Linked DNA regions of Mus musculus: region 2 is linked to region 1. A link is a contact called in ENCODE Hi-C or POLR2A ChIA-PET data. All regions are on one chromosome and are shown on one strand. Each heading gives the region's core, a stretch centred on a gene start or an enhancer-like site at or near the end of the contact. The rest is flanking DNA. Distances are from core to core; before and after follow the strand shown. Region 1 holds the start of Cbs (cystathionine beta-synthase). Region 2 holds the start of Ndufv3 (NADH:ubiquinone oxidoreductase core subunit V3).

Region 1 (2,679 bases), core at 93-2,592:
ACTTCTGTTTGCCTAACATGAACAACTAGGTGTTCTAAGTATTCTAGATGTGATCTAGCACTCTAAAATGACGTCAGGAGCCTACCTGGCACTGGCCCATCTTATTCATTCCCTTGGTGGGGGAGGAGCAACTAACATCAAAACGCATGCGCCCAGGCGGTGGCCTAGACAGGTGCTTCTCTCCTTAGGTTCAAGAGCCCTCTCTAAACCGGGAGAGGTGGCGCACGCCTTAATCTCAGCACTCGCACTCCGGAGGCAGAGGCAGGTGGATTTCTGAGTTCGAGGCGAGGCCAGCCTGGTCTACAAAGTGAGTGCCAGGGCTATTCAGAGAAACCCTGTCTCGAAAAACAAGCAAGCAAGCAAACAAGCAAACAAACAAACAAAAGAGCCCTCTAAAAAGTCCTCTTGCTAGGCGACCCGGGCTGTAGAACTCTCCAAAACCCATGGCAGGCGCAGTTCTCCCAGTGCCATCACTTAAGCGTCCTCGTGGAACGGGAAGCCATAGAACAACCCGAACCCAAACTTGGCGAATGTGGCCCAGGGTATCCTGCTTCCCTCCCTACTCACACGGAGAGGCCGCTCTTCCAGTGGGGTTTTCCTAGGACTATGACGCTCCCGCACAGACCGCCTGGCCACTCGATCAGTGTGTGGCAGTGACGTGGGAAACTCTCCGCAGGTGTACAGCCCTAGGTCTCGCGCCCTCCCCCGCCCCAACTGGGTCCCGCACAAGGAGGAGAACCCGCTCTCCCACGACTCCGCCACCCCGCACGACACTACTTCAATATTTACCCTCACCCCGGCACCAGTGCCCCAAAGAACAATTTGCGAAACAGCGGTCTCCATCCAAAACTGGGGAAATCGATGACCCAGTTTTGTCTCTAGCGCGTCACCCTAGAACCCGGCTCCACGTTCAGAGACTAGCAGTCGTGGGACCTGAGGCCACGTGGGTGCTCAGCATAGGGCTGCGGGGAGGTCGATACTAGCGGGAAGAGGGCAATGGACGCAGGTGGCATCGAGGTGGAGGGACAAGTCAGGACGCCCCGGTGGGAGCACGGGGACCTTAGCGAGCTGCGCGTCAGGCACCGGGCTCACGAGCTGCGCGTCCAGGTACAGAGGAAGCCAAGTCCGTGCCCAGGGATGGGGAGTGCCCGCGGGCTACCGAACCGCAGCGAGGATCTCGCTGTGTGCGCGGCGTGGGAGTCAGTGCGGCCGGAGCTCACCTAGACTCGGACGCGGGAAAACGGCTCGGCCTGTGCTAGGATGGAGAGCACGCTCGGACAGGATCCCAGCTCAGATCCCAGGGAAGGGTGGCGGGTCTAGAACCAACCCAGCCACACACAACAGGCTTCGGCGATTGGCCCGGCGCCGGGGGGCGGAGGGCCGACACCCGCCAATCCTGGGCCGCAGAACGGCCTCCCACTCACCCCGCCCCCCCACACCCCTTCCCCTCTCCACCCCCACTCTGGCTCCGCCAAGCTCGGCTGGACGCCGGGCCTCCACAGCGGGGTGTCTGCTTGCTCTGGGAGTTGTGCTCAAAAGCTCGAAAGGAGAAGTTCTGCCGTCTAACACGTGTTTGTCGTGAGGCACACGACACGGAGGGGCCCCAGGTCTGTGCCCAAAGGTCTGTACCTTGCGGCACAGCCTGGCTAAGTGTCAGGGAACCTCGTTTCCCAGGACCCGATCCTCTCGAGGACGTGGAGCTTCCTAGCTTGGCAGGCTCGAGTCACACATCACTATTCTGAACGGCAGGACCTGACGCTCAAAGAGCCCAGAGTTCTTCCAAGCAACTGGCCTGAGAGGCCTGGGTCAGTGGTGTCACTGGAAGGGCGCCCCCAATATCGATATCTGTAGGAGGTTAAAAATGGGCGTGACGTATGACGTGATGGTGCCTGCAATCCCAGCATTTGGACTCGAGAGAAGTGAATCTCAAGTTTGAGTGCGAGGCCAACCTGGGCTACATAAAGAGACCTGGAAGCGGGGAGGGGGGAGGTGTCTCTCTCCATCTCTCCGGCCCTGAGTTTAGCTTGGTGAAATATGGTGAGCTCCAACTTCTGATCTTCCTGCCACCTCAGACCTGGGACTGCAGATCTGGGTCACCATACACAGCCGAATGTAGCATTTGATTAGAAGGGCCACATCTTGTTCCAGTGAGAAATCTTCTGGGCTGGAAAGTGTACGCCCTAGGGCAAGAGCCAGGGTCTGAGAAACCTGCTGCCAAGCTGGAAGGAGAGCCTGTTTGTTAGGGAGCCAGTTACTATGCTGAGTTGTTTTGCTTCCCAGTGTATCTTATTTTGTCATACCAAGGGCAAGAACACTAACAGCAATTCCCAGGGATCCTTCTCTCAAGATCCCAAATGTCTGGCCAGGTCTTAGGAGATATGATAAACGTACATTAGTGGTGGAAGTGACTTAAAGCCACGGTTACGGTGCCCTTAAGAGAAGACGAGAATTTGAATGGAGAAACAACCCTATGAAGATGCAGGCAGGCATTGGAGTTACTGTAGACACACAAGCTGCCAGGACTGCTTGGCCCTGGCTGGCTGCCACCTCCAACAAAGAAGAGGAGGACTAAAGAAATGACACCCCACCCCCAGCCCCGGTCTCCAGCATCCTGGAAACACACACACACACACACACACACACACACACACACACACACACACGTTTGCAATTCTGTCC
Region 2 (2,679 bases), core at 120-2,619, 120 kb before region 1:
TGGTTTTACAGCTCCAACTCCAGTCCCACAAAGGACAGGTGGTACCCGTTCCCCTCAGTATTATTTACTCACCTCTAAAGCATGCAAGTGTCCCCTGGAGACAAGAGTAGGTGAAGAAGGACAATTATTTGTGTGGTAGATCGAGCTTCTTCTCAGCCCACAGTGTCCGTAGCAATCTCATGTCACAGAAACCTTTCCCATTCTCAGATCTAGAAGATGCTCTCACATGGGCTGTCTCCAGTCTTCAGAGGCCTGCAATGCACTCTGTCTCTGGAGCCTGAACACTCCTTGGAGCTCCCGTCATGCCATTGTCCCCCTGACAGCCTGGACACAGCATTAACAGCTCTAATATTTTTTTTTCTTCTCAGTAATTCATTTCATTGTTCTGAATCCTTTCACTGACATTGAATTTTCCTTGGTGGAAAATTGGAGGTATAGACATAACCATCTATGTGAAATACTTACTGTGCACTGGGCAAACGTGTGCGAGGGGCCACCAATCAATCAGTGGGAAGAGGAATTCCAATAACACATACTGTAACACAGCTGTGCCTTAGATATGGTTCTCCAAAAAGCTTTGTGTGTTAAAGGCTTGGTCCTCAACTGGTGAAGTTGGGTGTGCATGTGTGTGAGTATATATATATATATGTGTGTGTGTGTGTGTGTGTGTGTGTGTGTGTATAATAGGGACAAATGACAGGTACTTTTCTTTCTCCTCCCCCCCCCCCACACTTAATTGTTATATATAAGTATACTGTAGCTATTTTCAGACACCAGAAGAGGGCATCAGATCTCACTATAGAGGGTTATGAGCCACTATGTGGTTGCTGGGATTTGAGCTCATGACCTCTGGAAGAGCTGTCAGTGCTCTTAATCGCTGAGCCATCTCTCTAGCCCCAAGTTTATCTATTGATTACAAACAATCTTTACAGTTACTCTGTAAAAGAGCAGGCTGTCTTTGAACTAGCCCTACTGCTGGTATGGTAGGTGGGCACCTCCATGCCCAGCTTCTGGTTTGTTTGTTCAAGACCACGCCCCTACTGGGCAAGCGCACTACCACCGAGTTGTATCTCCAAGAAACAACAAACTCACAAAGATCTCACCAAACACAGAAGTCTCTCAAGTCGAACCAGAAACGCAAAGGACATGATTCTAGCTGTGCAATTTTGGTAGGTTACAGACCAGAGTTAAGGGCGAGATCAGGGCAAGGTGGGCAGGCCCAAATCGGAGGGGCGGGACTTTCAGCGGGATCTACCCAGGGGAGGACCCCACGCTTTCCCGAACCCGGAATTGGTGGACTCAGTTAGGGGCGTGGCCTTAAGGAGCCCTCCCAGAATGCGCGCGCAAACGCTTGGGTCCACCATGGTGTGCGATTGGTGAACGTGGACGCGGGGCGGAGCCTGGGGTGGTGCGTGTGCACAAGTAGGTCACGTACCTAAGTGCGACCTCCGCTCTTGGCATTTGTGCCATGGCGGTCTCTCTCCTCCTGCGGGGAGGACGGATCCGGGCGCTGAAGGTAAAGGGCTAACGGGCGGGACATACCGGGCCCTTAGCCTGACCCTTAACTGCACCCGTGGGCCCGGTGCGGAGAGGGGTCCTAGGGCCTGTGCTCACCTGACCCGGACAGAAGGGTTTTCTCTGCAGGAGTGAAACCGAGTCACTGAGGCTGTTTTTAAAACGAAACCTGGCTTTCTCTGCAAAACTAGTATTGGGTTTTGTTTGGGTTGGGTTCGGTGGATGGAACCTAGGGCCCTGCGCTTGCTTGTCAAGAGCTGTCATTGAACTGGCCCCAAAGCAGGAAATGCTCACAGCAATATAAAATACAGGTGACAGAGGGCTCCCGTCGTCAAATGGGCACTGTTTAATTATTCCTTCAGGTATATTGCTCCCAGCGATTTTTTTCCAGCGTGTATCGGTACACATAATTTGTACACACACGGAGAATCATCAGTATAAATAGAAGTTTTCCGGTTCTTTTGCTCCACCCCCCAACCCCCTCCCTAGCATGAAGCATCCTAGGATCTAACACATACCTTAGCGGTTGCCGGCTGAATTACAATAAGATTCTTCTCAAATTGTAACACTTCTGAAGCAATTATCTACATCCTATTTACTAGTAGATAGTGTTTCTGCAACTTTACTAACTGTAGGGAGATAATTTTGCAAAAAGAAACATAGTATTTTGTAAAGTAACAAAATAGCCAGTAGAGTAAACTGGCTGCCCTGTATTAAGACCCAGGAGTCTTGGGCTGAGAGCCAACTGGGCCTTGCATCCAGGATCCAGGCCTGAGTGTTACAGCCGGCATGATGGCTGCCATCCAGAGGCCAGCACTTCCCTCCCCCCTCCCCCATGCTAACACAGGCTCCCCCCCTCCCCCCAACACAGGTCTGTCTAACTGAGGCTTTGCAGGACACGTGACAGCAAGAGCTTTTCTCAGAAGCATCTGTCTCCCATCCTCCCAACCCCTGAGCCCCAGGTTTCTGCAGAACATAGAACCAGGCTCTTCTCCAAGATATCCTGAAGCTTTGTATAACGAAGCTGGCAAAGTCTTTATTTTTAATAAAAACTTTCCAAGTGCCTATTTTGGGAAATTTCTGCAAAGATTAGGGAAATAAAGTTGTTTTCATTTACCCAGATGCTAATAGTGATTTTCCTGGAACTTGGGGTATATTTTTCTT

What was found. A loop is a pair of places that touch in the nucleus more often than their neighbours do. ChIA-PET counts read pairs that join two places held with the same protein, here RNA polymerase II (POLR2A).
Region 2: a map of mouse trophoblast stem cell shows a loop between it and region 1 (2.0-fold over the local background). The contact joins the promoter of Ndufv3 here to the promoter of Cbs in region 1. A Hi-C loop is called at or near these places in 5 of 37 maps with a recorded cell type or tissue (CH12F3, T-helper 1 cell, mouse embryonic stem cell and 1 more). POLR2A ChIA-PET finds 5 or more read pairs at or near these places in 3 of 5 experiments (Patski and embryonic stem cell).

The regions. Positions count from the first base shown.
Region 1 is chr17:31,635,863-31,638,541 of GRCm38, forward strand. It overlaps Cbs (cystathionine beta-synthase), which reads right to left and starts at 1,343. Exons shown (of 17, transcript NM_144855.3): 1 at 1,221-1,343.
Region 2 is chr17:31,518,746-31,521,424 of GRCm38, forward strand. Ndufv3 (NADH:ubiquinone oxidoreductase core subunit V3) reads left to right here and starts at 1,370. Exons shown (of 4, transcript NM_030087.2): 1 at 1,370-1,516. The coding sequence starts at 1,469. It also overlaps a transcript of Wdr4 not described here.